3 separate regions of the Homo sapiens genome follow, and all the other regions are linked to region 2. The links are chromatin loops, found by intact Hi-C in ENCODE. Cell type or tissue: dorsolateral prefrontal cortex. All regions are shown on one strand.

Region 1 (8,000 bases), 66 kb after region 2:
ATTTTCTACATTAAAATTACCAACTTGAGTTCCTCTTTTTTTACTACTTCTCATTTATACCAGTGAAATGATTGAAATACTGGAAATGTTGAAGAGAAATAAGAGGATCTATATATAACATAGCATTAATGTCCAGCTCTAAAATAATCAGATTTTAGACGTTTTTCAATTACTTGTAAATAGAATTTTAAAGCACAATTTAACATAGAAATCCAAAAAATATGTAGAAATTGCAGAGAGGGTCATTGATTTATGTTTACAATTCTAAACTCATAGTTAGAAGGAATAGAAAGTGACTCAGCACATTGTTCTGCTTGAGTATTCTTTGGTGATGGTGATAAAAATAATTCAGAAAATGAGAAACATTGTTTAATAGAGGATACAGTGACCCAGCGTTGTATAACTTTAGGAATGACTCTCCTCTGTGCCTTGGAAACCATCTGAATACACTTTTCTTCCAGGAGTTATGTTTCTCAACTGACAGATGAAGTAGAACAAGGTGACTTTTAAATGGTTCCATTCTCTTTAGCCCTAGTCAAATAGATTTAGGCTAGACAGTAAAATACAGTTATGTGGCATGGCACTGGTATACAAATAGACACATAGACCAGTGGAACAGAAAAGAGGACCCTGAAATAAAGCCAAATACTTACAGCCAACTGATCTTCAGCAAAGCTTACAAAAATATAAACTGAGGAAAGGACACCCTATTCAACAAATGGTGCTGGGATAATTGGCAAGCCACATGTGGAAGAATGAAACTGCATCCTCGTTTCTCACCTTATACAAAAATCAACTCAAGATGTATCAAGGCCTGAAACCATAAAATCAGACCTGAAACCAAAAAAAGTTCTAGAAGATAACATCAGAGACCCAGCACAGTGGCTCACGCCTGTAATCTCAGCACTTTGGGAGACCGAAGCGGAAGGATCACCTGAGGTCAAGAATTCAAGACCAGCCTGAACAATATGGTGAAATCCTGTCTCTACTAAAGATGTAAAAATTAGCTGGCATGCTGGTGGGCGCCTGTAGTCCCAGTTACTTAGGAGACTGGAACAGGAGAATTGCTTGCACCTGGGAGGTGGAGGTTGCAGTGAGCTGAGATCGTGCCACTGCACTCCAGCCTGGGCGAAAGAGCAAGACTCCATCTCAAAATAAAATAAAATAAATTTAAAAAGATAACATCAGAAAAACCTTTCTAGACATAGGCTTAAGCAAAGACTTCATGACCAAGAACCCAAAAGCAAATGCAACAAAAACAAAAATATATAGGACTTAACTAGACTAAAAAGCTTCTACACAGCAACATAAACAATCAGCAGAGTAAACAGACAACCAACAGAGTGGGAGAAAATCTTCTCAATCTATATATCCGACAAAGGACTAATATCCAGAATCAACAAGAAACTCAAACAAATCCAGAAGAAAAAACAAACAATCCCATCAAAAAGTGAACTAAGGACATGTATAAACAATTATCAAAAGAAGATATGCAAATGGTCAACAAACATATGAAAAAATGCTCAACATCACTAATGATCAGGGAAATGCAAATCAAAATCACTATGCAATACCACCTTACTCCTGCAAGAATGGCCATAATCAAAAAACAAACAAACAAGATGTTGGTGTGGATGTGGTGAAAAGAGAACACTTTTACACTGTGTGTGGGAATGTAAACTAGTAAAACCATTATGGAAAACAGTGTGGAGAATCCTTAAAGAACTAAAAGTAGAAGTACCATTCAATCCAGCGATCCCACTACTGGGTATCTACTCAGAGGAAAAGAAGTCATTATGTGAAAAAGATACATGGATACTCATGTTTATAGCAGCGCAATTCACAATTGCAAAAATATGGAACCAGCCCAAATGCCCATCAATCAAGTGGATAAAGAAATTGTTACATATACATATTTATATCATGCCCTGGAATACTATTCAGCCATAAAGAGGAATGAAATAATGGCATTCACAGCAACCTGGATGGAATTGGAGAACATTACTCTAACTGAAGTTACTCAGGAATGGAAAAACAAACATTTTATTTTCTCGCTTACAAGTGGGAGCTGAGCTCTGAGGATGCAAAGGCATAAAAATGATACAATAGACTTTGGGGACTCTGGGGAAAGGGTGGGAGGGAGGTGAGGGATAAAAGACTACACATTGGGTACAGTGTACACTGCTCAGGTGATGGGTGCACCAAAATCTCAGAAATCACCACTAAAGAACTTATTCGTGTAACCAAACACCACCTGTTCCCCTAAAACCTATTGAAATAAAAAAAAATAAGAAAAATTTTTAAATTAAAACTTTTAAAAATAAAATACAGGTATATAGAACATAAAGGCATACCAGTCAAAAATGGACTGCACATATAATGGTGGTCTTAAAAATTATAATACTGTATTATTGCTGTACCATTTCTATGTTTAGATATGTTTAAATACACAAATACTTAGCATTGTGTTTTAGCTGCCTAAAGTATTCCGTATAGTAACATACTTTACAGGTCTGTGGCCTGGGAGCAATATGCTATACCATGTAGACTAAGCGTGCAGTAGGCTATACCATCTAGATTTGTGTATGCACATTCTGCAGTGTTTGCACAATTGACAAAATCACCCAACCATCCATTTCTGTGAACATGTCCCCATCATTAAGTAACCGATGACTGTAATCACATTGGTTTACTCTAGCCTTATTTTCCCTTTTTGTATACACCAGGACAGCTAGGAAGAGATAGGTTGCTTTCAGAAAGCTATACGGGGGAATTGACAACACATTCTGAGTGAGGTTTTGTTTATCACACACATCTTTTATGTGGCATGATGGCTTCCTAGGCCGAGGGATTGCAATGAGTACTCAACTTCTGAAATATACAAGCCAAGCACAATTGGTTTGGGTGCTGCAAAGAGGAAGTCACTAACCAGGAAACACCTAAAGGAGGTGTTAGAGGGAGTAGTTCAGGCAATGACTCATTAACCGATGCTTTGAGTCATTTCTGAATGTGAGAATATGGAGCTTCAATGTTTTTCTCAAGTGAAACAGGTAACCACATATAGACTACTTTAGCAGTTGTTTTGTTGGAGCGGTAATTCTTACAAATCATGTGGATCTATCATGCACTGAATATCCTCAACCATAGAATTCATCAGACTCTGACCTGTAGAAACATTACGGCCAAATTAGAACCACCTCTTCATTTTATGGGCGAGATAACTAAGGTCAAGGTGAGCAAAATGACTTGCCTAAGATCATAGTCCTCAAAATGGTATCATACACCTGAAAGAGCATCAGTACATCAAAGCAGAGATGGGGGTAATGGAACAATGGTAGTGAGTGACAGGTGAAGAAAGTGAGAGTTTTTGGAGCTAAAATAAATGAATAGACTAACATTTACCTGGTGTGAATATCTGAAAAAGTGGCCTGGTGTTAGGTCGTTTAAGTGATTTTCTCATTTGACCTTACCAAATAATCCCAGGATGTATATATTATTTCTACAAATAAGTAAATTAGGCTGAGAAATGAAGCAAGTTGCCCAGGGTCACAGAATTAGTATGTAATAAAACAGAAAGTGAAATTTAAGTTTGTCTGATGCCCAAAACACATATTTTTTTTTTTCACTTCTAAGCGTGTTATGTTTGTCTGGGAAAATATGGTCTGTGAATATCTTATTTTATACGGACAAATAGGGCCTTATTACCTCTTTGCACAGGAGAGAAAATTTATAAAATAGATTGGTCTTTCTCACTTTTTTGAAGTTATGGTCTCCTAGAGAATCTGATGACAGTTCTAGACCATATCCAAGGAAATGAAATAGGTCTGAACATACACATTCAATTTTAAGTACCTCCCAAAGCTCATCCATAAAATCCCTAGAGTTCTACAGACACGGGTTTAAAACTCATAATGATTTTCTTGAGAATATAAATAAAGTGAATCTGAGGCTAAAACATTCTCTCCAAATCTTCTAACACCCTACAGTCTTCTAGTTTTTCTTATTATATTTGAACTCGTAGTAATTTGCAAAGTATTCATGATCTGGACAATTGCTCATTTTAACTACTTTCGTATCTACTCAATTCCTTCCTCTTTAAAAAAATGTAATGTGTTTGTTTCTTAAAGCTATAAGAAATAAACAATATTAATAATAGTGGCCATATAAATTTTTATAGGAGTGATTTAAGCTGAATTACTGATTACAATATCTTTGGGAGGTATGAAATGGAAATACTATGCATGTTGCTATAGTCTAACTGTTTGTGTCTCCTCAAAATTCATGCATTGAAATCCTGACCCCCAAGGTGATGGTATTAGGAGGTGGGTCCTTTTGGGATATGATTAGGTCATGAGGGTGGAGCCCTCATGAATGAGATTAATGTCTTTATAAAGCAGGCCCAAGGGAGCTTGTTCACTTTTTCCACCATGTGAGGACACAGCAAGAAGGCACCTTCTATGAACCAGAAAGCCCTCACCAGACACCAAATCTGCTAGCACCTTGATTTTGGATTTCCAAGCCTCCAGAACTGTGAGAGATAAATATCTGTTGTTTAAAAGCTACTCACTTTATGATGTTTTGTTGTAGCAGCCTGAATGAACTAAGACATGTACTAACTATAGAAACACACATATAAGTAGGCATACTTAAGCACTTCCCACATTGCATTTACTTACTCCTTTTCCATTATGTTATTCTTGTGCTTTATATTCTCTGAATCATTGGGAAGAGTACTATTTATATATTTCTTGGAGATATCACATATTATTGAGGATGTGGTCATCTCTTCTCTTGGGCTTTCTGAAGTCTCTTGAATTTCTGTCTCTGTTGTCTGAATTATGCCATGAGTCTCTTCCCTGTTGCCATTTATGTTCTCAACAGTCATGTGTTCTATTTGTTTATCATCTTCATTTTCTGCATTATCTGGGAACATTTTATTCTGTGACTCTTCTTGCCCCAGTACACGTCCATTCAGTGATGTATTGTTTTCTTTTTCCACTAATGCTGAACTCATATGTGTTTTATTTTTTTCTAACTGGACCTGGTTTGTGTAATGACTTTCCTCTCCATTTGTGGGAGAAACAGTAGCTGTTTCTATGACATTTAGTTCCCCTCTTGCAGCAATGTCTGCTGCTTTGGTATCTTGAATGGAGGACATTGTCTGCTGTGGAGTACATTCATCATGCATGCCGCATAAATTACAAATCTCCTTTTCTTCTTTCTTTAGAAGTGCAGCAGTGCTCCCCAAATGTTCAGTTATTTTTATGAGGCAGTCTATGAAAGTAATGATTTCTACACACACATACATGGACACACAAAGAATAAATACAAAACTAAACCAAATTATGTTTCTGCACTGACATCTAATGAAACATGGCAAGATAATTTTAGAAACCTACAAAGACCTTTACTGTGCATTTAAGCCAAACTCCTGAAGGAGAAGTAATTGTATAACTGTCACTCTTTTAACAATTGTAGGATTGACAACAAACCATTTTTAACATGGTAGCAAAGAGTAAATCTAATCCCTCTTGCTTATAAAGATACTTCGAATATTTAAAGACAAATGTCATAACCTCTTGCTCCCCCAATAAGAACTGAAGTCAACATCTCCCTCAATTGTTTTTCATTTGGTATGATTTTGAGAACTCTTCTTTTACCACTGGATGTACAATAGTTTATCAATGATCCATTTAAAATGCTGGGCTGAAAATTAGGCGAACACTCCAGATGAGGCTTGGGTGGCAGAAACACCATACCTCCATTATTTCTGCCAATGTAGATGCTTTGTTTTGGAGCCTAGTTTACTGCTATAAGAATTGGATTAGGTTTATACTATTCCTCCTGATGAATTTGTGAGCATTGGAAATTTTCAAATTAGTCCTTCAGAGAATAGCTCTGACCATACCAATTCTCTGATTGGAACCTGAAGTGGCTACTCAAAGCCTACTAACTCAGGTCAACCTTCTTCACTCTGAAGTAAACTCTTAGCATGATCAAATCTTATATAATCTCTCACTCCGTCATCATTCTTCCCACTCTCCTATTTGTTCATCCTGCTTCTCCTCACTACTGAGGTCACCTGATGACTTCTTGCAGGCTTAGTACCTCTCTAGTCTTTAGAATTCAGTTCTGAACTAAAGAATAGGTAATTTAAGGCCCCATAGCTTAGTGTTTTTAAAGCCATCACCAAATCATCCCTTCACCAGTCAGGGCTTTTCTTTGGGATCCAGTTCTGACAACTTGTGTTTTGTTTTGTTTTGTTTTTGTCTTATACCTGAGAACTTGTCTTTATTTTTAACTCCTATTCTGGTAACCAAGTCCTTGTTTTTTTCTGAATATATATTTGCTTGTTATATTGCCAAAGACCATGTTCCACTCCCTCCAGAGGCTAAAGGTCTCATTGTGGGCTGCAGCTGATGGCTTCTCAGTCATGCTGCCTTTAGACAGATTTCCCTGATGCCCACTATTTGCCCTTTAGATTGAATTTCTTAACATCATCTACCCTGGATTTCCTCATAGATGGAACCTGCCCACTTATCTTGATACTGTATTATTTAGAGTTGAATTTCATGATGCCACCTATATGCTTATCTGGAGTAACTGTTGTTATCTAGGATTATATTCATCAGATTCCACATTCTTCCTGCCTTACTGTACTTTTCCACATCCATAACTGGACCTATTCCCAAGAATCCCTCTCCAGCCCCAGTGCATGGGGATCCAATTCCCTATCCCAACCCACTCCAGTCTTCCCAGTAATTTTGCAATCAATAAGGCTAAGCTCAAATGACCCTAGAGATAGAATACTATATTCTGATATAAAAAACAAACTACTAGCTCTGCCTCAGTGGCCTGTATTTTCCTGTCTCTAAGTCTTGGATCCTACTAAAATTACCGACTCTCTCTTTCCTGCTGCATAAATCCAATTCACTCTTTAAGCTTCAGCTTAAATACTACATTTTTCTAGCAAACTTCTCAATTCCCCACCCTACAGATGGGATTTAAACTGCTTCTGAAGTCCAAAAGCACTTCATTCATGTGTTTCTAATGGGACTGGCCCCAATGTCCCTGGCATTATTGTGCATTTGTCTCAACTTATTTCCCCTTTGAAATTGTTAGTCTCTTGTGGACAGAAACTCTATCTTAGCCTATCTGGTATACTCATAGCCCCTCTCAGATCTTGCCCTAATCAATATTTCTTAGAGAAAGAATAAACTAAAAAAAAGAATACTTGCCTTTTCTCGAGACACATTGATTCTCTTTGTCAAGCAGCACATGCAGCTGCTGGCAGGTGGAACGCAGGGTGCCTGAGGTGTGCTCCAGCAGCTGGTGAAGGGCACTGCTGAGTTCCTGACCCAGAAAGACCACAGTGGCCATCCAAGTGGCCCCACCAGCCCCCTCACAAAGGTCATCACCCAAGAGTGCCTGCTTTAGCATCTGGTTTTGTCTCCAAATCTGCTTCAATATTTGGCCCAGTTTACCTGAGCCCATGTATTCCATATCCATTTTATGATCCAAAAGTGGTATTTTCTCTCCTGCCAGCAAAGCCTAAAGGTTTTGCAAATTCAAACTTTGTGATTGTTATTTCTCCTAAACTCTAGGAGATGATCCGAGTCAGCTAGCCCAGCACTTTCTCACAACATAGTGGTTATTCAGTTTGGTGTTGACTAGTGAAAAGTTACTAGGTGACCGAAGAAGGGGCGTTCCTGTACCATGGGTGCTACTGTGTACAGAATACATTAATCACTGGGGTAGAGCTGACTCACATGATCCAACTCTCTGTGTAAGTTTTACAAATTCAATATACTGTGGAAGTACCAAATACTTTTCAAGTTTTGAGGCAACAAAATACAGATTCCAGGTAGGGTAAGAAGTTTATTAATCAAAGGTAAACTGTATGAACAATATTGCTGGCAGGATTCCTGTAAACTTAAAAATATTTATGAATGAAATAATGTGATGTCTGATTTTGCTTCTAAATAATCAGGGAGCATAGG
Region 2 (8,000 bases):
GGAACTCGGGACCTCTAACCCATAATCTAATAATGATGCTCTCTTATATGTCATAGGGCAGTAACTTCACAGCCTGTACAATTTTATATGCTCAGACCTCAGAGTCTCCTCCAGAAGATAGATTGTTTCTTTCCAAGATTTTATAAACTAGATAAATAACTCCTTTAGATATATCACATTCTGGCCAGGTGTGGTGGCTCACGCCTGTAGTCCCAGCGCTTTGGGGAGGCCGAGGTGGGTAGATCGAGACCAGCCTGGCCAACACAGCAAAACCCCGTCTCTACTAAAAGCACACATGCACACACACACATACACACACACACAAAACAGCTGGGTGTGGTGACGGGTGCCTGTAATCCCAGCTACTCAGAAGAATCGCTTGAATCTGGAAGGCAGAGGTTGCAGTGAGCCAAGATCACGCTATTGCACTCCAGCCTGGTTGACAGAGCGAGACCCTGTCTCAAAAAAGAAAAAAAAAAGAGAGAGAGAGAGAGAGATCACATTCCATTAAATGATTAGGATTGGAGTGGCAGTTTAAGTTGTTTACATGCTATTCAAAACATTGGAAACCCCAAGCCAAACCAAGCCAAGCCAAGCCATCATTGCTTCTATAAACGCAATTTAAGACATCAATTGAAACAATGTTACTAAACAAAGAGAAAGTAGGATTGTTTTCTTGAATGAAGACATATAATTCAATGTAACAAGTTAAAATGAAAAAAAAAAAGAAAGAAAATCAGATCTGGAAATAGGGCATTCTAATTGTAAATACCAATGAATAATGGAGCACACTTCAAGGGAAACACTAGGAGATTCATTGCTGAGGAATGGATCTGAGAATAATTTCTCATTTCAAGACTTCATTTCATAGAGCTGTAGGTTAGATGAACAATTTGCTGCTGCTGTGCCCTATTTTTCTATTTGTAAACTCAGTAAACTTTCAAGACCATGTTGTTTACGCTCTCTTATAGAATGTTGTCCTAAGCCCTCTAATAATACCAAGTAATATTTACCATAGACCTTGAAATTGGAAAGAAATTCCCTAAAAACTAAAATCATTTATTTTCCATGTAGTTTAGCTAAGTGACATTTTATTATAGATACATTTTATGTATAGGAAAAATTAAAACTATTCATGAAGTTTTTGCTACAGAAGAATACTAAGGTTAAATAAAAAATAATCTTACACAAAAATCTTGGAACTTGCCCCCCAAAATTCAATGCTCAATGAATATTTAACCTATGCTACATAAATAACAACAGAGAAAAAATACTGGGGAGAGTTCAAGGTTATTGTAGGAAATATGTGCATATAAATAAAAGACTATAGAAATGAAAGTCCCCTTATACTTGTTCATACTGTCACCATGGGGAAATCTTTTGAATGGGCTTCTGAGTCCACATAAATAAAAGAATTAAGAATGCTAGTCTAACTGCTACAGAGAATTGTGCAGTCATGCCAAAGTTTCAAATAGGGAAATATTTAAATTAAATGACTCATGGCTCCGGAAAGTATTTCTTGTTCAAAGTCGTATAATATGGGTGGACCACAACAATTCAGAAACCTTCACCCATATTCAACAAAAATCTCAATTAGTGCATATGGTGAAATAATAAAATTCATACGATTACTTTAAAAAGGGACTTGAGAGGTCATCAAATCAGAAAATAAAATCACATGCTCTACAATTTAGAAGGCAACTTAGCAATCTTACAGTAAAATTATTTCTCATCTTTTTTTTGCCTTACTCTTTACTGATCAAGCATATTTCTGAACTCTACTTTCCTACCTTCTATGAAGATAATTCTAAATATAATTAATATTTGTATTAATGACTTAAAGTTATCAGTCTAAGAGGGCATTAGTTTTCTATTGTTTTGTAGCCGGTTATCACATACGTAGTGACTTGAAATAGCACCTATTTATATCCTTACTGTTTCTATAGTTGGAGTCTAGCACATTCTAGCTAGTCCTTTGATCAGGGTCCATCTCAGAAGGGTGAACTCAAGGTGCAGATGGCTGTGTCCCCATCTGGAGCTGTGGCTAGGGAAAGATACACATCCAAGCTCCATCAGGTTGTTGTCAAAATTCATTTCCTTGTTATTGTAGGACTGATGTCCCTATGGTATTGCTAGCTGTCAGTGAGGATTTCTCTCTTCTTCTTGAGGCTATCTTTGGGAGGGGTGGAGTGGTTGACACCTGTAAACCCAGCACTTTGGGAGGTCGAGGTGGGAGCGTTACTTGAGGCCAGGAGTTCAAGACCAGACTGAGCAAAAGCAACATAGAAAGAGTCCATCACTACAAAAAATTTTTTTGAATTAAGAAAAAAATAGAGGCTACACTTGGAGCTTCACCAGGTGGCCCCTTCTACTTCAGGAATGGAGAACCTTCTTCAACTGGAATTTCATTCATGCTGCTTTTGACTTCCCCTGCTGAGACCAGTCAAAAAAGGGCTCAGGTGACTAGGTCAGGCCCAGCTGAATACTTTCCTAATTCCATATAACATTACCAAATCCTATGAGTTAAATCCATTTCAATTCATAATGTGGGGAATTATTGAGTGTATATGACAAGAGGATGGTAAATCTGAGAGAGTCATCCTACAATTCTGTATGCTATAGAATTCCATGCAATGGAGAAGACATGGACTTTGAAATCAGAAAGGGAGGGGTTAAAAACCTAACTTTGCCACCTGATTTATTTATAATAGGTGCTTAAGAAATATTTGTTGATTGAATTATGAGTGAAAAAGTGAACAAATGAACAAGGAATATGTAAATGAATGAACTTAACATTTCAAAGCCTGTTTCATCATTGAGAAAGAAAAATAATAGCGCTGAACTGAAGGATGCTTATGAGAATAAAGTGAGATTATACACAAAAAGATCTTGGCACATAGTTAATATTCAATAAATTGGCACCTAGTATTAATCTTTCTACAGTGGCATAAAAGTGGCTTACCACTTTTATAAGGACTTCTAATGTCTCTGGTTTGCTGCAGCAGTCTGCTGCTAACACCAGCAATAATTTCAATCTTTGCATTTTCCTTCTCTTTCCCTTGCTTGTAGGGCTACTGGTTCTGCTACTTCTTTGATCAACATTGAAGTCAGATATCTTTAATAGCCATACAGTGTTTTCTTCCTTATGCTTAGTAAATTAGTTGTATCGGTCAGGATAATAGGGGTTTACAACAATAAAAAAAATGCATTTTTACATATTTGCATGCTGCTTATCACAAGTAGGCTATGGATCTCTCCCATGCTTCAGGACCTAGGCCAATGAAACACCCCTCCCTAAACCACTGATCCTCTCAAGGCAGAGAGGAAAGGAACATGGTGGAACCACCCCATGGCTCTTAAAGCTTCTGCTTAAATATGGCATTCATATTTCATGGGTACTCTAAATCATATCACCAAGCATAACATCCATGGGGCAGAATGCATAATTCCCCCACAGAAGAGCAGCAAATATTTTAATACAATCAGTCTCATTTTAGTGCTCATCTTTATATAGTTAATGGTTTTCAATTATGCTGCTCATTTTTGCTTTATGTTCAGGGGCTGTTTTACTGACACCACATTGTTGGTTTATGTGCTTAGAGATGTAATGTGGAAGGAGTCATAATATTCAGCTTTGTTTAGAATTTATCTCACAAAATACATTACTTTAAAATTATAACTAAAAATATTCTGGAAAATATCACCCAATTATTTGTTTAAAAATCATCCTAATTTAGATATTCACTTTTAATGTATGCTAGCCACTTTTTGTAAACCAACAAACCACAGAAGCACCCTTGTTCAGAACATTTCAAAATCAAGAAGGTAATTCTTTAGAATGTCAGTCAGTAGCATTTATTGGAGAGTGAATTTAATCAAAAGTACATTTATTTCATAGTACTATCCATAGTTTATATTTTCAGTTTCCATTTCCCAGTAATTCAGAGAAATTACAGTCAGTTCTAATGATCAATAATATATGTCATCATTACAGTTGCTTTGATTAAGGAAACAGAAGATACACTGTAATGTAAAGACCTCTATAATGCACCAGTTCTTGTAGATAGTACTTTGTTTCTTCACAGTGAATGGAAATTAGACATTTCAGAACATTAGAACACTACATTAGCCACAAAATAATGTACTATTGCATTGACAGTATATTGGCCATAGGTGAAATTATTCCCTCTAATTCTACAATAACTTCATAATTAAAAAAAAAAAAAAAGTATCCTGCAGAGCAGGTCTTTCACTACATAAAGGAATTTGTGAGGTCTTGAACATTTCCTTAATTTTATCTGTGACACAGAGGCCCCCTCGTGGTGGCATCTAGGCATTTGCAGTGACTATTTCTAAAGAAGAGTTTCAGGCTGACTGGCATAAACAGGGCCTTTCAGGTGGAGTGAGGCTTGGATCAGTTCAAATTTCTGAGGCTCTTGGCATATGTAAAAATTACCAAAAATAAGTCTAATAAAGATAGAATATATTGCGGTGTATTTTAAATTTTTTAGCATGTACAAATGCAGTGGAATATAATTTTATCCTTTAAATAGAGAGAAAAGGTCAAAAATATTAATTCAAAGTTTATAGATGGAGGTGACATGTATTCATAGAACCAGGTTTAAAGGTGCACACCGAGCAGCTTCCAGGGAAGTCAGTTAATCTTTGTGATAGTGGTGGGCTCTTCTCATTAACTACAATTTTAAATTTGAGTTCTGCTGTTGATGGGGGATTAAGCCAAGTGTTCCTCCTTCCCAACCAGTCCAATTCCGTGCCTCAGCTCCTCGGCTCCCCACTCCACCCTGCTTATTCTTGTGAACAGATAAATCATCTCAAATGAGGACTCTAAGAGGAAAAAATGGATATTCAGCATAGGACAGAGCTTGCACTGTTTCCTTTTTTTCCCTCCTATGTTACCCTTGGTTCAGTAGTAATCATGAAAAGTAAAAATAAAAATTGAGAAAGTGTTTTGGACAAGAAGTGGAATATGATAGGCAATGTCTTTAATCTTCCATGGTGAGAGTGTGACTTGAGGTCTTCATTAACCTTACAGAATACTCAGGTACATAGCCAAAGATTTTGAGTTAGAAGGTTGTTTTGGTCCTGTGAAACTGAATTTGAATATCCACTCCAGGGTATCCTGTATCCTGGGTCAGTTTGGCATATATCACCTTGCCTACAAATTAGAATCAACTGGGGAACTTTGTAATTCTGATTCCCAGAACACGCCTCTGACTAATTCAATCAGAATTTCTCAGAAAGGCTCCAGGAATCTCCTACAAATTCTAATACGCTGCTGATTTGAGAAACACTGGGCTGGAAAACAGAAAGGTCACAGGAGTGTCCCCATCAGGCTAAGACAACCAGGGACACACCTGAAATTCCACAAAGTTAGATTTCTTAATTCATTGCCATGAAGGGCTTGCACACAGAGGAACTGTGAGTGCCTCGGTAAACAAAAGCAAAGATGGAGTTATTTGAGTACACAGGAGGAGGGTGGACGCTAGTGTTTTGATAGGCTGAAAGCAAAGCAGAGCTGTGTATAAAGGGGTCAACATCAGGTCTGCAATGCAAAGTGGACCCAGAGTTTTCCTTCCTTGGCAAACAGGAATGTTGAGATAGATATGCAGTGTTGTATCCAGAAACCCTTTATCTGAAGCTCTGCAACTGGGTAGAAATCAAGAATGCTTTTCTGTGTCAAAATGACTTAGATCTTCCCGGCAAGAAAAGAATACGTCTTTCTCACAGATATGATTTCAGGCAGTAAGGTTTCTGATAATCCATGATTTGGGAGAACAAAAATGTCTCAGTGTATAAGAAAGCAGCAGTCACTCAAAGAAGGGGACATATTATAGCTGCAATATGTGCTTGGAGGAAACACTGATTCCTGTTAACTTTGCAGGTGGCTTCATCAGTGTCTGTTATTCCAGCTTGATGAATGGTGGGCCAGATTTTTACAGTCTGAGCTAATTTTTTTACCTTCTCAGACATGGCAACTATCCCCACAAAGTTGCTTCCAATAAGAAATATAGGGCACAAAAAGAGGATCCCAATAACATGTCAGTGTGTAGATGTTATTCATGAATTAATTCAGTGAAGATGTATTGAGTGCCTACTATGTGCTGGGTTCTGTGCAGGGAACTGAAAATTCACTGATGAACACTACTCAATCCTCAGCTCTCAAGAAACTTACAAACTGGTTGGAGAAAAGCACAAATAAATAGGCAATTACAACAGTGTATAGAAATGTTATAGCTGGATTTAAAATAGAGTTCCACAGACAATTAATCCAGTCCGGGGTATTCAGAGACTGAAAAAATATTATCAGACATTATGGAAGAGAGAGAAATGGTGGGGAGTTGGGTGTAGGGAAAGGGGTAGAAAGGTGGAAGTAAAAGAAAAAGGACTTTGAAAATATAATCATCTGGCTTCTAATCCAGGTTCTACTGCTGTAACTCAGAAAGAGTTTTCTCGCTTGTAAAGTAAGGAAAACAAAACAGAAACATTCACTGAGTGCCAGACAGAGTTCTAAGTAATAGGAATATATCAATTAAAAAAAGAGACAAGCACCCTGGAAATTAAATCAGGTGTTTATTTGCAGAAAGTAAATAAAAATGATAACTAGTAAGTAAATTATTTACTATGTTAGGTAATCAATGTCGAGAGGTAGTGGGGAGAGAATGCTAGCAGAGGAGTCCTGGGAGAGGCGGAGGGAATTGAGGACTCGTTGTGACATCTGTCAAAATGTGTAGGCAGTACGGGGCATTCTGGTGAGGTTAGATCACAGAAGTCATGCTTAGTTAAGCTAAGAGGGAATCCCCTGGCCTGTGTCAGCCACAATTTTGACCTTACTCAATATTTCCCTGTTCTTCTGACTTCAGAAAGGCTGACTTTGTACCTTAGATAAACTTCTTATTCTATAGCACAGTTTTGGACTTCTCATTGAGAACATTTCTGAAAAAGCCATCAGACAGCAGTTGACATTTCTTGCAAATACTGGTAGCAGTTGAACAGTTTAGGCAAAGCCCTGGTTTGCTTATAATGTTCTAAATTTCCGTTAGATGTTCTTCCCCTTTCTTTCATGCCCTACTTCAACCAAAAGCTGATTAAAACATGGTCCTCAACACCCACTCTTTCACCCCTAACCCTCATAACCAGAACAATGTGTAAGATATTTGGCTTGTCACATTCACTAGGATGGAGAGGCATTTTGTTCATTTGGTGGACAAGGTCAGGGATGCTGAATGGTCTGCAATTTATGAGCCAGTGCATGTTAATTTTTTGAAAACGGATTTCTTTCACAATGCCAATAACATCTCATTAAGAAACACTGGATTAGAAAAACAAAACTTTATCCAAAAGATTTAGCTATTTTGAAAATTAGATTATAATGTGCTCAAAGCCTACCTACCTCATTTGTTAAGGTATTTCTATTTTAGTCTAAAATACTTCAGAAGGGTGAGGCATGGTAATGCCTGTAATCCCAGAACTCTGAGAGGCCAAGGAAGGTGGATTGCTTGAGCCGACGAGTTCGAGACTAGCCTGGGCAACATGGTGAAACTCCATCTCTATAAAAAATACAAAAATTAGCCAGGTGTAAAGGCCTGCACCTGTATTCCCAGCTATTTAGAAGGCTGAAGTGGGAGGATCACTTGAGCCTGGGAGGCCAAAGCTACAGTGAGCCGTGACATCATGCCACTGAGCTCCAGTCTGGGCAACAGAGTGAAACCCTGTGTGAAAAAAATTAATTAATTAATTAATTAATTAATAATAATAAAATACTTCAGAATATACAAGGAAATATGTATGTGTTCATTTAAGCTACATTTTAGTGATAGTCAATTGCTGTAATCAAGAATTTACACTCCAGATGCTGTAAGTATCTAATCAAGATGACTATGGACATAGGTTTTGGTAATTCAAATAATAAATGTTACAAGATTTTATTTATAAAATTTGATGCTTAATAATTAGCAAAATGGTGACTGTAATGGTTTTTT
Region 3 (8,000 bases), 1.0 Mb before region 2:
GCTTGAATAATGTAGTTAACAGTGATTCATTTACCGAACTGATTGGTTAGGTTTGTTGGTCCATTCTGCATTGCTATCAAGGAATATCTGAAGCTGAGTAATTTATAAAGAGGTTTACTTGGCTCATAATTCTGCAGGCTGTACAAGAAGCATGGCACCAGCATCTGCTTCTGGTGAGGCTTCAGGGAGCTTTCAATTCTAGCAAAAGACGAAGAGGAAACAGACATGACACACGGAAAGAGAGGGACCGAGAGAGAGGAGGGAGGTTCCAATCTCTTTCACAACCAGATCTTGCGTGAATCCATTACTGTGGGAATGGTACCAACTCATTCATGAGAGACCCACCCCATGAACACCTCCCACTAGGTCCCACCTTCAATATTGGTGATCACATTTCACCATGAGATTTGGAGGGGACAAATATGCAAACTGTATAAGTAGGGAAAAAGCAGGTTTACAAACAAATATAATATAAAAAATTCTGCTCTGGACATACAGACTTTGAGATGCTTGTGAGACATCCAAGCAGATATAGGGAGCCCAGAGCTCAGAGCACAGGTCAGAGCTGGGACTGCATGTTCAGGGTGTGCAGTTGATCCTGAGTGCTAAGTTAGGATACAGGAGATCTTCTGGAAAGCCTGTATTTGCAGAGAGTACAGTAAGCACCCAGGACCTACCCTGGGACACTCCAACATTTAGGGCTTGGGTAGAAAAAGGATGCCAGAAAGTTCAGAAACCACACTACACTTCTATGTTCAATTTTCAAGCTAGGAAAAGACCTATAAATTCATGATGGTTTCATGTCAATTTAATTTTGTTTGGAATTTATGTGTGTGTGTGTGTGTGTACTGTAGTTTATTTCAATACACACTTAGGATTGCTTTTTTTATTCTTCTAGACAACATTAGCAGAGTTTAGCTGTAGAAATCCCTGGAAATCTTTCTTTATAGAGAAATAACAAAACTCAGTATGATGAACAAGTACCACAGATAAATCTCACAAAATCCCTAAATGTCCAAAATCAAGGGAATAAAGCCTCTTGAGCCCTCACATGACAACAGCTCTGTGGCAACCACCTTGGTAGTGTGATGTGCTGAGGAAAGGACACATTTTCAGAGATTTAAAAAACTTTAATCTCCAAATTAAGTATTTCTTTATAGTACTCTGTTTTAGACAACAAAGAATGGTAACATAGTTAAGAGCTCAAACTCTGTGGTCAGGTACATCTGAGCTAATGAATATACTTAGAATTCCTGGCATGTGCTGAGCACTTGGTAGACATTATTATCAATAATACCCCAAATCCATCCTTCCTCCCAGTTAATTTCTATCATACTATTAGGGATGTTTATATCATTAATAACATCTTGTCCAACCAGTTTCTGTGTTTCTCATCCTTGTTCTCATGAGGTAGCTTATGCTTTCCTGGTGGACATGGCCCCTCAGCCTGGTGTTAAGGTGGAACTTTTGTTGTGCTCCTGATGTTTCTATGTGAGGGGACCCTCACTGTAGTAACACTTTCCGGTTTTTCACCCCTATTCAATCAGTCCTCACACAGAATGATTCTTTGGAGGCTCTGGGAGATGAAATTAGGCATCTCTTTTTGGTATTTACCTGTGGGCAGAGAGAACGCTGCTCTGTTCCTCTTGAGCAGCAAGTTTCACAGGATCAGGACCCTTTGTGGGAGTCCAGTTATAGGAGGGTATGTCAGGGTGGTGAAATTTTAGCAAACCCACTTGCCTGATGATTTCCAACAGCTAGATTCACAGAAAAGATGATTTTTTAAGTTGTCACCTGTCCAACTCCTATGCTTCTCAGTTGGTTCAGAATTTAAGCAGGGGAAAGAAAGATGTAATATTTACTGATCCCCTAAATTCCCAATATCTGTTATTGGGAATTTGGAAAACCAAGAGTAGAGAGGCTTTTCCTGCAGTCAAGGCAGTTGGGGCTCTAGGGTCAGCTGGGATCGGTCATGTGTTTTAATCTTGGTAGCTGGCAGGTGTCTACATCACTCCATGAAGCTGGGTTCTACCACTGGCTTTTTAAGTTTTATTTTAAATTGACATAATAATTGTACATGGTTATGGGGTACAATATGATGTCTTGATACATATATACATTGTGTAATGATCAAATCAGGGTAATCAGCAACGTGTGCTAATTACCATTGGCTTCTAACTGGTGTGGCTGAGCAGAAGACTTCAGGCTTTAGCAAGTGTGGGCCCTTTAGGATTCCAACCCTGACTTAGGGTGGCTCTGTCCACAGATGAATGGCTATTTTTATGCAGGCAAGAAGATATTGGTATGTAGGTAGGGCTGTAGTTGCTAGCCTTGGAAAGCAGTCAGAATGGAGGCCAAAACATGGAAAGTTCTTTGGGGTAAAAGTCTTTTAGATGTATCTGGAGGCTGAATGACTTTGTGCTGCTGTTTCTCAGCTCTGCCTGTTGGCCAGAACTTGCAAGAGAAGACATAGCTGAGCTCCATGTGCACTGTGAACACCAGCAGTTCTAGCATTAAATGACTAGTACCAGGCCCAAGGAGGCAGCATTATTTTGGCTGTCTCAGAATCCATGAACTACCTTCAGGGACAAAAGAGAGAATATGGCTTTTTGTCATTATGTGGCTTGCCAAAGGCTCTGAAGAGTCACCTAGAAAAAGTATTATATATTCAAAATAAACAGAATATGCCATCTTCTTGGGTTGAGGTAGAGAACAACTCAATAAAATTATTACAAACCCAAGGGCTTATCCCTAGGAACCAGGGAATGAAGGAAGAACGCAAACGCTTTGAAGAATGTGCTGCAGTTTGACAATGGTATCAGGAGCAGTGGAAGATTGGAAACAAAATAAAGAAGGCAAACTGATTAAAAGCTAAAGAAAAGAAAGATTTTCCCTGAGGGAAAGGCTGACATCTTAGAAGACAGGCTAGATAGACATAAACTGTTTAAAAGCCAGAAGATGTGCCTAAGTCTGTCTGCTCCTAAAAAGGGAATCAGACGTGGGGAGGGAGAGCATCAGGATAAACAGCTAATGCATGTGAGGCTTAATACCTAGGTGATGGGTTGGTAGATGCAGCAAACCACCATGAGACATGTTTACCTATGTAACAGACCGGCACGTCCTGCAGGTTTTTATTTAACTATAAAAAAATTAAATAAAAAAATAAAAAGGGGTGAATAAGAAAAGTGGAGAGATCTTTAATCTGTTACTAGATCAGAAAGGGTGACCTGGGCCCAGTGAAAACCAAAGACAGAGGGCAGGATCTCAGAAAACAACTTGGAATTACTCCTCTAGAGGGCGCAAAAACCCAGAAAACTTTTGCAAACTTACTAAAAACGTTCAGAGTCCAAAGTAAGAGCCATGGGGCACTCTCATCCTGATGACTGGGTTAGTGTACAAAGCAGTTACCTATGTGGGCAGGTGTGATATGAAAAGGCTGCGGAAAGCAGCATATAACACTCAAAGAATTCCTAGGTGAGTTTTCAGGTGATAGAGCCAGCGTAGGGGGCATGCAGGTGTTTTCTATGCCCTGAGGGACTTGCTTGAGAAACCTACGAGATCAGAACTCAAAGAGAAGACACAGACAAGATGAGACATATTCTATGTGAACAGACAGGCCAATAATAGAGCAGTTCAGGTTTAGGTTCTCTGCTAATCTGATGGGAGAATATTACCCAGGTGGGATTCTCCAATCTAGAGAAAGGCACAATTTATTTGAAAAGTAGGCGTCTCTGGCATATCAAGAACATAATTTCATTATTTTTCACCACAGGAAAGCCCACATGATGAAATCTAAAGAGATATCTTAGAAAATCAAATTGTTTTGGCTGTAAATCAAAGGGGGAGAGGGAGAAAGCCCTCAAATTTAGTAAACAGGGCTAGTCCCATATGTGTTAGATAAGGGAAGAAACCAAGTTAAGGTTAAATTGTCAGAAATTCTCGGGTCTTCCTAAAAGACTGCTACTGCAGAGAAAGATTACACAGAGAAATGCACCTTAGGCTTCAAATAATCAAAGTCTGAGGGAAGATAAGTGTTTTAAGGAGAACACAGCAGAAGAAATGGTTGTCAGCAGGCTCTTGAGACAACAACAGCACTTTCAGCTCAGGAGTTTTTTTCAGGCGGCCGGGTGCGGTGGCTTACATCAGTAACCCCACCACTTTGGGAGGTCAAGGTGGGTGGATTGCCTGAGCTTAGGAGTTCAAGACCAGCCTTGGCAACATGGTGAAACCCCATCTCCACTAAAAAAAATCCAAAAATTAGCCAGGCCTGGTGGTGTGCGCCTGTAATCCCAGCTACTCGGGAGGCTGAGGCACAAGAATTGCTTGAACCTGGTGAGTGGAGGCTGCAGTGAGCCGTGATCACGCCATTGCACTCCAGCCTGGGTGACAGAGCCAGAGCCTGCCTCAATAAATAAATAAATAAATATATAAAAAATAAAAATAAAATTTCAGGAAATTCTCCAGCTGGAACAAATTTGTTGATTCAGTGAAAATCATTCCTCACTGCAGCATTGGGAGGCTAGAAACCCGGGCTCACAGGGGAAAAGGGGAGAGAGAAGTGTGGAACATTACCACTGAGGAAACTCTCAAATAAAATTTGATGCTGAGGTTGCCACCATTCCAAATGTCGAAATTTGCAAGGCAGGAATGTGTCAATGTCATGTCTTGTGATGGAAGACAGTACACCTAGGGAAAAACATCCTCCTTAATATGGTAAACAGAGGGCCAAAATCAATCTCTTGATGGCAGCATTCTCTTAAATAAATCTAGGTTCACTGGAGTGCAGGTGTAGTGAACCTAAATAATCTAGGTTCACTGGTGTGCAGGCGCAGACCCACTGACATCCTGGCAAGGTGGAAACCGGGACTTTCCTGATCTCTGTCTTTCACTTGCTACCCCTGAAATCTCTGCTGTGGTTTTTGGCAACACAAAGTGTGGATTTGCGAAATACAAGTATGCCTGGACTAACTTCTTTAGGGCCTTGGGCTAACTTGTTTTCTACATTTCATGGGTGTTTGCTGTGTTTTCTTCTCTCTTGAGAAATGTAAAATTTTATTTGTGAGATGCTGGAGCAGTGACACGCATCCAGGAGAGGACAGTCCAAGCTTGCCCACAGTGTCACGAATGTCTCTGAATTAGACTGAACAGATAAAATATTCAGATCAATTTTGAAATTTAAAAAAATGTTATCCCACAAAAGCAAGAGAATTTTCTCTTCAACATCAATTCTTTTGAAATGTGACTTAACTACTTCATAGTTGAATTCTTTGGAACATTGATTTTTAAACTTTAATTTCTCCCTTTGTAATGAGATTTATATTCAAATATAGAACTGTTTATAGTATTTTCATTTCACTTCTGCAACAGATGGGCTGTCATTTCAGCTTGGTACAGAACCTCTGAAGTTGGAAATGTGGTTACAGGTAAATGGGGATGGGAAATAGAATACAGATTGACTTTAGATGCAGAGTAGCTTTGGTATTAATTTCATAATTGTGTATTTCTGTCCTGTTTGGAGCTTTCAGAGGATAAAATAAACACAGCCAAGGGAGGATGCCCAAAGCAGCAGTAGTGGGCTCTGAGGGAGCGGCCTCATGGAGTTGGAGGTAGTCCTGCCCTGACAGATGTTAATCTCCTCGCACTCCAGGTGGCAGCCATACAGAGGGATAACCCAGAGTCTCAGTGGCTGATCCCAGTGACGCTGAGAGAAGACAAACCTGGGGATGTTAAATGGGATTCGATATCCCACTCCAGGTGTTTCTATTTGGAGGAGCTCCATTAGATTAACACCCGGGGCTCTTCTCCACCTTCACTCACTCCACCCAGGAGAGCAGGAGTCACTGATGGTGACGTGGGAAGAGGAAGTGGGATATGAGTGACTCGGCCCTCTCTACCTCACTCTGGGCTCTGTCTGCTCAAATCCATGCTAGCTGTGCTGGAATTCAGCTCAAATCCTCCACAGGGCACATTTCAGGCTTCTTGGGGTGGGGCTAGGGCTTGGGGGGAGGCTTGACGTGTTAGGATCACCAGTGGGTGGTTCATTCTGTCTCTTGAAAGATTATTTTGCTCGACATTAGGATCTAAGTCATTTCCTTCAATAGCTTTATCATAAAAAAGGTGAGATTTTAATCTCCATCTACCTGATTCCTGCAACCACCTTTCAACTGGTTCTGAATTTAAGCAGGAGAAAGAAGAGCATTTCCTGATTGGCTAAGTCCCTAACTCTTGGGCTCCATCAAGACTGGGGGGAACGTTTATCTTAAATAGTTTGTCAGAATCAATACAGAATGTGGATGAAGCCTCCGAATTCCACCTGCCTGCTCACATTCTAGCTTCATCACTTGCTAGCTGTGAGTACTTAAGAAATTAAAAACACCTCTCAAAATAGCATTTGTAATATGAAAATAATGTAGTACTTACTTCACAGAAGTTTTGGTGAAACAAAATGAGATAATGTAGACTATTCATGAAATCCACTTTTTTTTTGGCTTGTGATTCCTTAGCATATAGTTCCTAATAATAACCATAGCTAGCATTTATTTAAGGCATACTATGGGTAAGACCCTGTGCTAAGCAACATAAACACAATATCCTATTTGATCTTCATAAAAATTGTATAGTAAGTTTTAATATTATTCAAACTTTATAAATGAAGGAATTAAAGCCTAGAGGGAGAAAAACATTTGTCCAAGGTCACACATTATATGATAGAACAGATATGTAAATACTGATGGTCTGATTTCAGAGTCCGTACTCTTAAACAGTCTCCCCCAAAATAACATCTGCCATTTATTGACTGTCTACTGCAGCACACATTAGGAGCTGTGTCTCATGTAATTTCCCCAATCCTAGGTAGGTTAAGAGTCCGGACTTTATCGTCAAACAGATGTGGTTTTGAATTCCAACTACAATTTTCTAGCCTAGTAGCCCTGGAGAAGTTAATCTGAACGTTTATTTTTCATCTGTAAATTGGTATAACAATACCTGCAACTCACAGGGTTGCTGTAAGGATTACGTGAGAAAATGCTTAGTGCTTGACTCACTAGAAGCAATCAATGAAATGCATTAATTCTTATTCTTATTTTAGAGATGAACATAGAACAAGTGGCGGAGCCAAGTTCAAATGCTTCTTGCCTTTACTTTTCGGTTGTTTCCAGTAATTTCTGCTCTTTCCAGTGCTAATATATGTAATATATATATATCTGAAAGATAACACGGGGTAAAGCAGTGGGCTTCCAGTTGTATTCTATGGAGCCATTTAGGGCCTCTGCGGGTGGGATGGAAATAGGTACAGGTAGGAGAGAAGTCCAAGTGCCCATCTGTCCCCTACTAAGAACAGTTACACCTTCATTTGTAACAGAGTTTGATGCAGTTTTTATTTAATGAAAGTGTTCCTTGGCAAAACAAAAACAAAACCTCCCTGAGAGCCACAGGCTTGCAGTCAGGAGGCCTCGGGTTGGGACTACTTCATCATCTACTCATGTACGGTCTGGGTTAGTTCTGCTCCACAATTCCGTGTCTCAGTGAACCCACACCAACAAAAAGCATTATAAAATCTGAATACCTCCTGGAGGTATTTAGAGGATTAAATAATAAAACATATGTCATGTGCTTTTTGAAATACAAAAGCATGACACAAAAGGGAATGTACCCTGAAACTAGGCTATTAGGGTTTGAATTCCGGCTCCCCACTTACTGTGTGGCTCTGGGAAAGTTACTCAACCTCTCTGTGTCTCTGTTTGTTCTGTGAAGTGCAGACAACAGTACTATCCTCATCATTCTGTTGGACGGACTAAATGGCTTAAGTCCTTCCAACAGAATTATGTTGGATGTGTTTGCTACATTTATTCTTAGTCTTAGATTTGACCGACTACATTGGCTCTGACCATCACAATTCTTCCTGTGAAAAGCCTGCAAAACAGACCAGAAAGTGTTATCCTTAGGTATAAAAACCACTGGATAAATTTATGAACCCTGTCATGTGGTTTTCCACTGAATTA

The links. Peaks named below come from ENCODE experiments on the same cell type or tissue, not always from the same donor. Only the 100,000 strongest peaks of a DNase experiment are listed, where the experiment ranks them.
Region 1: it touches region 2 in a loop (9-fold over the local background); 5 of 110 quality-filtered maps call a loop at or near these places.
Region 3: a loop joins it to region 2, with 4 times the contacts of the local background. A loop is called at or near these places in 52 of 110 quality-filtered maps.

Annotation. Positions count from the first base shown.
Region 1 is chr4:36,281,268-36,289,267 of GRCh38, reverse strand. DTHD1 (death domain containing 1) reads right to left here and starts at 7,652. Exons shown (of 10, transcript NM_001170700.3): 1 at 7,239-7,652; 2 at 4,677-5,292. The coding sequence starts at 7,509. In dorsolateral prefrontal cortex, no CTCF peak of the experiment used is centred here; no DNase peak of the experiment used is centred here; H3K27ac peaks cover 8,000 bases.
Region 2 is chr4:36,347,603-36,355,602 of GRCh38, reverse strand. It overlaps LOC105374399 (a long non-coding RNA gene), which reads right to left and starts at 233. Exons shown (of 3, transcript XR_925195.3): 1 at 1-233. RefSeq lists an enhancer at 6,895-7,044. In dorsolateral prefrontal cortex, CTCF peaks have their summits at 4,124 and 4,324; a DNase peak (open chromatin) is centred at 4,332; H3K4me3 peaks cover 905 bases; H3K27ac peaks cover 3,007 bases.
Region 3 is chr4:37,379,115-37,387,114 of GRCh38, reverse strand. All of the region lies in intron 3 of NWD2 (NACHT and WD repeat domain containing 2), which reads right to left. Among named protein-coding and RNA genes, the nearest start is that of PGCKA1, 71 kb to the left of the region's middle. In dorsolateral prefrontal cortex, CTCF peaks have their summits at 3,051 and 3,257 (motif pointing right); no DNase peak of the experiment used is centred here.